2 separate regions of the Mus musculus genome follow, and region 1 is linked to region 2. Evidence: chromatin loops called from intact Hi-C (ENCODE). Cell type or tissue: left cerebral cortex. All regions are shown on one strand. Links, peaks and the distances in the headings refer to the core of each region. The heading gives the core; the rest is flanking DNA.

Region 1 (5,365 bases), core at 87-5,086, 180 kb after region 2:
GGCGGCAGCGCCGCTGCAAACCAGACAGAGCTGAGCAGCCCCGGGTAGCAGCAGCACCCAGTGCGGCGGCCCCGGGCGACCCTCGGGCTGGACTCGAGCTGTGTTGCCTCAGCGATCAGTGTGCAGAGAAGGCCCGGAGATCACGGGATAGGGGGCGGGGGGAAGGAGAGTGGTGTCGCTGGCCGCAGGCTGGCACTTGCTGACCTAGACTAGTGAGGTCAGCGAAAGACGACCGGGGAAACACTCTGTAAGGAGGCCGTGGTTCAGCGATCAGCGCGGCGCTCCGCTAGAGGTCAGGTCTCCGGAAAGTGATGAAAAAAAAAAAAAAAAAAAAAAAAGACCCCAGAATGCCAGCGTGGTACCAGAGGGAAAGGGCGACACATACCCCCTGGGTAGTGAGTTCAGGGAAGCCCTTTCCGAAGAAGCCACCCCTTCAGTCAACCCGTGTGTTCAGGTGGCGGGAATCCGGAGAGCAGTGGAGGCGCCCTGGCCCATAGGGCGGGTCCAGGGCCACTCGAATCCAGCTGGCAGGTGACGGGGGCGGTGCCCAGTCCTGCCCCCAGGGGATGTTCCTGGAGGCCAGAGGCGGGTCAAAGAAGAGTGCTGGCGACGCCTATGAACCTCGGGCGGCGGCTGTAACTACAGGTACTGCACAGGGCACCGTGTCCTACCTATTTGGGCATCTCAATTCGGCTCTGAGAACTAAAATTTTCAAAGGGCGCCTAACTCCAAACATCCATGTCCTCGGGTGTCCGAGAGTGGAGTCCTGGGGTCGCCTGAAGGCTACGTGTTCCGGGAGCCGCAGAGCCAGGGCACCGAGGGCTGCTGGGGGAGGCAGTGAGGTCCTGGAAACCTCTGGAGAGGAGCACTTGCAGACTCTGGAGCCAGAGAGCCAGGTCCCGCAGGTGCCAGTTGAGCACCGGACCGAGCGCCCGGGCGGTCCACAGCTGGGCCGCCTGGCACTAGTATAACGGAGGTACTGGGGCAGTTGTGCCCCTGTCTCGGCTCAGAGGCCTCCAGGTGTGTTTTCTACCGAAGCCCGCGGCATCCAAACCGGCGCCGGCGGAATTGCAGATGGAGACGCCCATCCAGCGCGAAATCCGCCGCAGCTGCGAGCGGGAGGAAAGCCTGCGCCGGAGCCGGGGTCTGAGTCCCGGTCGCGCGGGCGAGGAACTCATTGAGTTGCGCGTGCGGCCGGTGCTCAGTCGGCCCGGCTCCGGTACTCCGCTGCCGCGCGCCCTGGAGCGCGCTCGGGCGGGCGCGAAGATGCAACGGGACATCGAACGCGAGGCTCACAGGCAGGCGGCGCTGGCGAGCCCCGCGGTTCCGGAGCCTAGCGCCCGGCGGCGGCCGCAGCCGCTGGACGAACTCAAGCGCTTCTTTGAGGCTGCGGCGGAGGACGGCGCTGGCTTGCAGAGGCAGCCAGAGACCGGAGGCCGGCTGCACCCCGCCGTTCAGGACGGCTGTCCGGTACTGGGGCAGTTGCCACCGCTCGTTGCCCCGTCACTGCTGGAGCAGGAGGTGCGACGAGTGCGCGAGCGCGAGCGGGAGCTGCAGTTGCAGCGGCGCAGCATCTACGGCGACGCCGAGGTCCAGGAGCCAGCGCCGAGCCTCACCCGTAAGCGGTCCCCCTGGGCCCTAGAGCTCCAGCTGTCTCCACCTCCAGTGATCATTCATCTGTAGGCTTGCAGACCCTTAACTATTCTCCTGGGGGTTCACCTTCTTTTCTTCACTCCCACTCCTGGAGTGAGGATCCCCACATCCATCAGACCTTGGAACCTTGACTTCTGGCGTTCTCGGGTCCTCTGTAGTACTCGGGTGCCTCTCTACATTGAGTTTGCCTCATTCCTGTTCCTGGGTCCTCAGAACTGGGTGGAGGCCTTCATGGGGAAGAGGGGTGCACACCTGTATGTATATAAGGGGTGCGGCCATCCTCCAGCTGGCAAGAGGAGGGGCAGTCGCGGCTGAGTGTTCCTTCCCCCACAGCGAGCAGGGGAGATGGAAAATTGTCGGTGATCTGGCCTCCGCGGAGACGGGCCTCTGAGAAGGTGGGAGACTCCCTTTCCGATGCTTGTCGGTCTCCCAGCCCTCCCTGCAGCACCTGGGCACTGGGGTGGAGGGAGAAGGTGCCTCTTGGTCCCCTGGAGCGCCACTCTAACCCAAACTCAAAAGTCCTAGACGCGATCCAGAGAGTGAAGAGGAGGTGGAGGCCTAGAGGCCAAACTTCTCCCTGAGGGTGTTCTTTCTCTTCCCCTTTTCCTTCTAGGAGCGCAGACCCTGAGGTCTATGAAGGTTGGGACCTGCGGACAGAAGTAACATACCCTTTGGAGAACCAGGGTAGGGTTACTCTCCAGATCAGCAGAAGGCCTAGAGAGGGAAGGGCTAGCTTTCTTTAATGGCAACTTGAAATCCAGCCCATCTTTGATACTGACTATGGAATTAACCACCTTTCTCCATAAAATTCTCTAGTCTTCCTTGGAAACCCTGCAAAACCTATGAGTGAAACATAAAATAAACTCCTCCTCCCTTTACCTGGGCTTCAGTGCAAGCTATTTTCTACTGGGTCCTCCTTAGTCTGGGTGGGCGGAGGCTGGCAGGTGAAGAACGTTTGGAAAAGCCACCCAAGGATCCCGCCGGAATGTTGGAATTCAAAACGCGCTCTGGTCTCCTTGTTCTGGACTGACTGCGGACCCGGGCTTGGAGGCCAGGGCCCTACTGCCCCCTGGTGGTGAGAACGCAAAATGTTGCTCACCGGCCCACAGACTCCACTCTGGTATCCAGATGTCAGTTTTTATAGGCACCAAAACCATTCTGTGTTCAGGGAGCTGCTAGACCGAGGTGCTATGAAGTTGTATTTCCTGCTCTAGGGATATAAACAATAGTGTAAACATACTAGGGGTGGCTGGAGGGATGGTTTAGGGTAAGGAGTGCTTGCTATTCTTGCAAATGACCCGAGTTCAGTTCCGGGCATCTACATGGGAGGCTCACAACTGCTTATGTCCAGGAGAGCCATTGTCCACTTCTCTCCTCCAGGAAAATCTCAACATACATGGCACCCATTCGCACAAAATGCACACATATTCACATAAATTGAAATAAGGATAATTTTAAAAAAAGAAATACCAATGGTGGTGTTGAAGGATCAAGGACCTGGCAAGTGTTCTGGTGACCATCTTTGCTTGTTTCTTTTAAAACCGTGGCTTAAAAAAAAAAAAAAAAAGATAGAAAAAAGGCCGGGCGTGGTGGCGCACGCCTTTAATCCCAGCACTCGGGAGGCAGAGGCAGGTGGATTTCTGAGTTCGAGGCCAGCCTGGTCTACAAAGTGAGTTCCAGAACAGCCAGGGCTATAAAGAGAAACCCTGTCTCGAAAAACCAAAAAAAAAAAAAAAAAAAGATAAAACCGTGGCTTCGTATATCCCATATTGGCCTGAAATTCCCTTTGTGGTCGAGGGTGACCTAGAAAGTTTTAAAAGATTTATTTTTTGTATTCATGCTGTATGTATAAGTGTTTTGTTGGCTTGTATGTGTGTGTGTGCCTGTGTGTATGTGTGTGTGCCTGTGTGTATATGTGTGTGCCTATGTGTATGTGTGGGCCTGCAGAGGTGAGAAGAGAGTCAGATCCCTTGGAACTAGAGTTCCATGTGAGTGCTGAGAACTGAACCATGATCCTCCTAAAGTACTCTTAGCTGCCAAGCAACCTCTCTTTATTTTTAATTATAGGTGTGTGTTTGTTGGGGTATGTACATGAGAGTGCAGATATACAGATGCCCTCAGAGTCCAGAGAGACTGTTAGATCCCCCTAGAGCTGGAGCTACAGACAGCTGTGAACTACCAGAGATGGTGTTGGGAACTGGACCCAGGTCCTCTGCAATGGCTCTTAACCACTGAGCCATCTCTCCAGCCCCTGGAGCTGTTACTGAAACAGACAGTTCAGGACTGAAGAACTGACTCGGAAGTTAAGAGTGTCTGCCATGCTATGAAGATAGCACACGCTTTAATCCCAGCACTAAGGAGGCAGAGAAACAGGTGGATTTGAGTTCAAGGCCAGCCTGGTCTACTGAGCCGGTTCCAGTACAGCCAGGAAACTGAGAAACTCTTGGAAAACAGATGCTGCCCACCCAGATCCAGCTTTAGTTCCCAGCACATAACGCTGGGTGGCGCATACCTCCCATAGCGCCAGCTCCTAGAGGTCAGATAGCTGCTGGACGTCTCTGGCACCCTGGAATACACAGGCGAATACCTGAATACCCAGACTGTCCTGGAACCAGCCTGACCTTGAACTCACAGAGATCCTCTTGCCTCTATCTCCTGAGTGCTGGGATTTCTTTGTTTTGTTTTGAAGACAGGGTTTCTTTGTGTAGCCCTGACTGTTCTGGAATTTGCTCTACGTGTAGACCAGGCTGACTTCAAGGCCCACCTGCCTCTGCCTCCCGAGTACTGAGACTAAAGGCATGTACCACCATGGCCTAGCCACATACATAATTTTTTTTAAAGATTTATTTATTTATTATATGTAAGTACACTGTAGCTGTCCTCAGATACTCCAGAAGAGGGCATCAGATTTCATTACAGATGGTTGTGAGCCACCATGTGGTTGCTGGGATTTGAACTCAGGACCTTCGGAAGAGCAGTCAGTGCTCTTAACCACTGAGCCATCTCACCAGCCCCCACATAATTTTTAAAAATAAAAAATCCTTTAATTAAACAAACAAAAATGTGAGCACTTCCCTGGCAAGTGCAAGGCTCTGCGTTTGAGCCAAAACCAAACTACCAACCTTTACTATTTAGCAAGCTCTTTCCCCTTCTAACATCTTTTGAGACAGAGACTCACTGGGTTGCCATGGCTAGCTGTGTGGATCAGGATGGCTTTGAACCTGAAACTTCCTGCTTTTGCTTCCTGTGTGTTGGAACTGCAGGCCAGGTTTAGAAAAAAAAAAAAAAAAACTTTAAAAATGATTCAAGTGGGACTAGGCATGGCCACATATTTACCTGTCAACTCAGCACTTAGGAGGTGGAGACAGGCAGATTTCTTAAGTTCAAGGCCAGACTGTTCTACATAGTAAGATCTGTGGTGTGGTGTGTGTGTGTGGGGGGGGTGGGGGGTGGAGGGGGGTGGCAGTGGCCAGTCACGGACACACTGCAAGCAATGCTTCATTCCTGCTAAAAACACTAAACTGTCTGGAAAACTGTGTTTCTCACAGAATGCCAGGACACTTCTACAGCTTCTTAGAAGTGACAAGAATCAGAAAAAGTGGGACTCCCAAAACATTTTAGATTTATTGTCTAGGGATAGGAATGTAGCTCATTGGTAATGTATTTGCCTGGCGAAAAGGAAAGCCAGGCCGGGGTTTAATCCCTAGCTACA
Region 2 (5,365 bases), core at 272-5,271:
TGTATCTTTGTGAGTTCGAGACCAGCCTGGTCTATGGAGTCCGTTCCAGGACAGCCAGCCAGCCAGGACAGAGAAACCCTGTTCTGAAAAACAACCCCCACAAAGAAAAATAACCTTAGTGCTATAGAAGGTGTAAATTTGAGTGTATGTTAATGATATCGCAATGCACCTGTCTAAAAAAGTAAAAGCTGGCTGACAAGAAGGCTCAGAGGGTAAGGTCATTTGCCTGATAGCTTGTGTTATCCCCAACACCTAGAAGATGGAAAGAGACCTCTAAAGCTGTCCACCCTCCGCAGCCCCGCTCTCTCAGCCCTGTGCTCACAGCCACAGTCCCTCCTTGGCTGCTCAGTCCTCCAGTCTCATTCCCACACTTCCTTGTGCCCTGAGAGCTCTCAGAGCAGCAAACTTCACAGAACTATGTGCTGCGTGCCTGCCTCTGTCCCAGCGATGCGGGCAAGTTTCATGTTTGTTCTGTTACCTGGAGATTACGGATCGTGAGGGCTCAGCAAAAGCTCTTAATGGTACACAGCTATGAGGGCCATAGTTCTTGCCCTGAAGGGTCCGGGCTCCAGCTCAACGGTAGAGCTGCCTAGCATGCATGAGGCCAAGGTTCAATCCCTAGTCACGAAAAATAAAACAAAAGCAAATGCAAACTCTTGACTTGGAGTAGATGATACATGAGCACAGCAGACAAGAGAGGAGGAAGCCTGGGCTACTTCAGACAGCAGGTTGGAAGTGGAAAAGAATGAAGAGGGGAAAGGAGGAAAAAGAAAAAAGGTAGAAAAGGAAAGAGGTGGGAAGGAAGGGGAAGAGATGAGACAAGACTGTCTTTTTTTCCTAAAGATTTATTTATTTATTGTATGTGAGTGCACTGTAGCTGTACAGATCGATGGTTGTGAGCTTTCATGTGGTTGTTGGGAATTAAATTTTAGGACCTCTGCTTGCTCTGGTTGACCCCGCTCGCTGTAGCTGACTTCAGACAAACTAGAAGAAGGCATCAGATCTCATTATGGGTGGTCGTGAGCCACCATGTGGTTGCTGGGATTTGAACTCAGGACCTTCAGAAGAGCAGTCAGTGCTCTTACCCGCCCAAGACTGTCCTTAAAGAGCTCACATAAGCACTCATATAAAAAGGAGACTTGGGCTGATGAGAGAAGGCTCGGTAGGTTAAAAAGCACTTGGCACCATGACTGATGTCCCGAGTTCCATCTTCAGAGGAAGGAGAGAAGTGACTCTTGCAAGGTGTCCTCTGAACACATACATATGTGAGAAAAATGTTTGAAAAGTCTCACCATGTAACCTTGGCTTGCCTAGAACTTGCTTGCTATGTGACTAGGCTGGCTTCAAACTCGAGGCTCATTTTGTCTTTGTCTCCAGAGTGCCAGAATTAAAGGAAATTGTAGAAAAGTCACAACAGCCATGTTTGTAGCACAAGTGTGTGATCCCATCTTGGGGAAGTGGAGACAAAAGGACCTCTGGGGCTCTCAGGAAAGCCTAACAGGGGCCCCAGGTTTTACTGTGCTCAAAAGCAAACTAGTGGTAGATGTGGTACAAGCCTTCAGTCCCAGCACTAGAGGTATACAGACCCCTGGCAGAAGGAACGAACAACTTATGCCCAGGCCCTGTTCAGCTTAAGGCCTGACAGCAGGACAGAGGGAGATGTGGGCTATGGAGAAAGTGAGGGCCAGCAGGGTCAGGGGAACAATATGTGGCCTTGTGCAAGTCATTGCCTTTAGTTCTGAGGAGCAGTTTTGGGTGGGCCAAGCGCCCTCTGGTGGTCATGAGAGAACAGCCGGAGAGGGCGAGAAGAACAGGCAGGTATCAAAGTACTTTGTCCAAGAGAGATGGTATGAGGCACACGGTGAGAGCTCTAGAAAGAAGCAAGATTCGAGATGCATACACAGGAACAGAAAACCTAACTTGAAAATTCGCTGCACCTTTCTAAAGGTTTTGGTCTCCGCAGCTGGGAGCATGGTGCTGGCTTTACTGCAGACAGCACAGGTGGCAGAAGCTGGCTCGAGACTCTATGGCCAGCATCCTTCTAGCCCTACGTGTCTCCGCCGGAGCCTCACAGGGGTGCAGAGAAAACAGCCCCGTACTTCCTGGATGTTTTCTAAGTGTGCGAGCCGCATGCTTTTGAGCACCCGTGAGCGACGCCCAATGCTGCCGACTCAGGGACTCTGGGATGCCGAAGCCCAGGGCAGTCACATCTGGGTCCCCAAGGAGACCCAAAGGCTGGGATGCCGCAGGACATTATCGGGAAGAACGGGAGCCTTCTCGACGGTGACCCAGACACGGGCTTGCCTTGCTGCTCCCTTTCTATCCTGAGCTCCTAAGGCGATGACAACCGGAACGTAGACTGGTCCCTGACTAGCAGTCAGAGATTCTCTCTCCGAACATTAACCGGTTCCGGAATGCATAGGCGCCTGCCTAGGTCCCCTGAATACACTACAGGAAGAGAAAGCAGACATCCGGAGAGAGGCCTTAGAGTGAGTCTGGAGCAGACTTAACTTCTAGGAATGGGGTGGGGTTATTTCGGAAGAGCCTTTTCATCGTTTTAGCGCTGGAGGGTAGGGGGCACTTCCCAGGCTACGCAGGAGGTCGAGGCAGAGTCCTTATTTGCAGTGGGAGGGAAAGCTGACTGAAGGGCATCCTGACCCAAAAACAGAGCGCTGGAGTCTGCTGCCCCCTACAGGACACTAAGCAGGCAGGAAACCCCAACCTCGAAAAGGACAGACTCCTTGGCTGCTGTGACAGTATTGCCTAGGGCAAAAGGCTTGCCTCTCTGAGACTCAGTGGTCCACCTGTGAATAGGACAATATCCCCTTAACTGACTTTGCTGGTTTGACTCTGACATGCCAGTCTTTGTAGCTCTGAGGGAGAGTCCAAAAGAAAGTTGAGGAACCTGTCCAAGGGTTGTCTCTCCAAACAGACATACAGAGTGAGTAAATGGGCGAGGAATGAACAGGCACCATGTATTCCAAAGCCATACTCCCAGGCTGAGCATGGCAGCGATGCCTGTAATCCCAGCACTTGGGAAGTGGAGGCAGATCAGAGATTCAAGGTCAATCTTGACTTTGTGGAGGGGTGTAGGAAAAAGACACATTGAGGCATTAACAACGCTGACTTCATCTATGAAGGCCCAATTACTATTACCTGTTTTGTTTTAAGATTTATTTATTTTGCCGGACGTGGTGGAGCACACCTTTAATCCCAGCACTCAGGAGGCAGAGGCAGGTGGATTTCTGAGTTCGAGGCCAGCCTGGTCTACAGAGTGAGCTCCAGGACAGCCAGGGCTACACAGAGAAACCCTGTCTCGAAAAACCAAAAAATAAATACATAAATAATTTAAAATAAAAAATAAAATAAATAAATCTTTTTTTTTTTTTTTTTGGTTTTTTCGAGACAGGGTTTCTCTGTATAGCCCTGGCTGTCCTGGAGCTCTCTGTAGACCAGGCTGGCCTCGAACTCAGAAATCCACCTGCCTCTGCCTCCCGAGTGCTGGGATTAAAGGCTTGCACCACCACGCCCGGCTGATTTATTTATTTTAAAGAGTTATTATGTATACAGTGTTCTGCCTGCATTTATGCCTGCAAGGCAGAAGAGGGCACCAGATCACATTATAGATGGTTGTGAGCTACCATGTGGTTGCTGGGAATTGAACTCAGGACCTCTGGAAGAACAGCCAGTGCTCTTAACCTCTGAGCCATCTCTATAGCCCCAGCATTTTGTTTCATTGTTTTGTTTTTGTTAGGACAGGATTTCTCTGTGAAGCTCTGGCTATTCTAGAACTCACTCTGTAGACCAGGCTGGCCTCAGAACTCAGAGATCCCCCTGCCTCTCCAGTGCTGGGACTAAAGGCGTGCGCCACAACCCAGCTGGTGTTCCTGTTTTTTATTTTCTTTGAGACTGAGTTTCATGTAGCTCAGGCTGGCCTCAAGTTCTTTGTAGGCAATGCTGACCTTGATCGGATGCTCGTACCTCTATTTCCAGAGTGCTGCACCACCTTGCTTCTTTTGTGCTGTGCTAGGATGGAACCCAGGGCTTTCTGCATGCTGGCTTAGCACTCCACCAACTTGAGCCGCACCCTCAACCCCCAAATTACAATGCACTCCCATTTATTTCCTCGCATACGCCTTACTCTGAACCCCAGAGAATTTTCCTGGGCCAGTGGAGACTTGTCTAAGTAGGAGGATGTCTGGAAGCCTATCAAGGAGAAACTGAGGCAGGAATGCAGTAAGGAGTTAAAGGAAGGCAGGCAGCCGACAGGAATCCCAGCGCTGCAGGCCCACAAAGGTAACAGCCTGGGTTTGAGGGGGGCTAAAGTCTTCAGCCCCCGGACTTGAGAAGGGCAAACATACATGCAGTATAATGTTGGCTCAGCCCCAGGCTGGTTTGACCTTCCTCTCAACTGAGCCTGTGCAGGACTGGGTATGTTTGGGAGCACTTGGAGGTCTGTGTGAAGATTCCAGAGCCGCTCAGCAGTGCTCTCTTCCTGTGGTGCTCAGGGTAGCTGCCACTTTGGGGTTCTGCATATGCATCTCTGACAGATCTGGAGTCCTCTTACCCCTGTGTGTGCCCATCCCAGGAAGAGCTTGTACAAGACCATATGTGCATGTGTGTGTGTGTGTGAGAGAGAATGTGTGTGTGAGTGTGAGAAAGTGTCTGTGTGTTTCTGTGTGTGTGTGTGCTCCAACTTCCAAGAAGCAAGTGTTAGGTGCCTGCCTACCTTGTGGTCCTGCTTCTCTCTGTAACCATGTAAGGCTGAGGTGTGTATTTGTGTACCCATTAGTTGTGAGTGGCGGAGACTGTGTCTGTTGGACCCTGTGGACATGTTTTGTTTTTTTGTTTGTTTTGAGACAGAACCTATAGCTCTGGCTTGTCTCAAACTCACTCCTTAGTCCAGGCTGGCTTAGAATCGCGGTACTCCCGCTTCAGGCTCCTGAGTCCAGCATTACCAGTGTGGACGGGCTCACCAGCTGTGTTCTGTACATCTTAGGTTTTTCCGAAAATCTTCGGGTTTTCCTAGGCTATGCCTGGGTTGTGTGTACATGGTGGGGTGTGATCTGTGAACCTGGGCTCTGGCTAGGTATATTCAGTTCTAAGAACATTCCGTGCTGTCCCTCAAAGAGGCGTCTGCCGCTCCCAGGTGTCCCTACGTGTGTGGCCGCCACCCCCTTCGTCCGGCGGGTGTACGCCCCAAGGCCCCCCTCGCACCTTCCCTGTCTGTGGCCCGCGTGCCTTTGTGCGCGCGTGCTCCCGCCGAGCCAGAAGGGCTGCATGCATCCCAGGTCCCTGCCCGCGCCCCGAGTCCCCCTCGAGCTGCAGCGTGGAGTACGAGGGCTTGCAGGCGGCCCGGGGCGCG

What was found. Hi-C counts contacts between places; a loop is a spot of excess contacts. Peaks named below come from ENCODE experiments on the same cell type or tissue, not always from the same donor. Only the 100,000 strongest peaks of a DNase experiment are listed, where the experiment ranks them.
Region 1: a loop joins it to region 2, with 2.2 times the contacts of the local background. A loop is called at or near these places in 2 of 42 quality-filtered maps.

The regions. Positions count from the first base shown.
Region 1 is chr8:84,007,394-84,012,758 of GRCm38, reverse strand. Misp3 (MISP family member 3) reads left to right here and starts at 1,039. Exons shown (of 3, transcript NM_001291292.1): 1 at 1,039-1,618; 2 at 1,987-2,048; 3 at 2,267-2,531. The coding sequence starts at 1,075. The coding sequence ends at 2,281. It overlaps Mir1199 (microRNA 1199), which reads left to right and starts at 1,126; the gene lies at 1,126-1,244. In left cerebral cortex, for the core only: CTCF peaks have their summits at 1,311, 2,736 (motif pointing left) and 4,152; DNase peaks (open chromatin) are centred at 1,334 and 2,717; H3K4me3 peaks cover 1,503 bases.
Region 2 is chr8:84,183,957-84,189,321 of GRCm38, reverse strand. No RefSeq gene overlaps it. Among named protein-coding and RNA genes, the nearest start is that of Mir181c, 7.7 kb to the right of the region's middle. In left cerebral cortex, for the core only: CTCF peaks have their summits at 1,770 (motif pointing left) and 2,689 (motif pointing left); DNase peaks (open chromatin) are centred at 1,773, 2,672, 5,034 and 5,163; H3K4me3 peaks cover 1,263 bases; H3K27ac peaks cover 1,138 bases.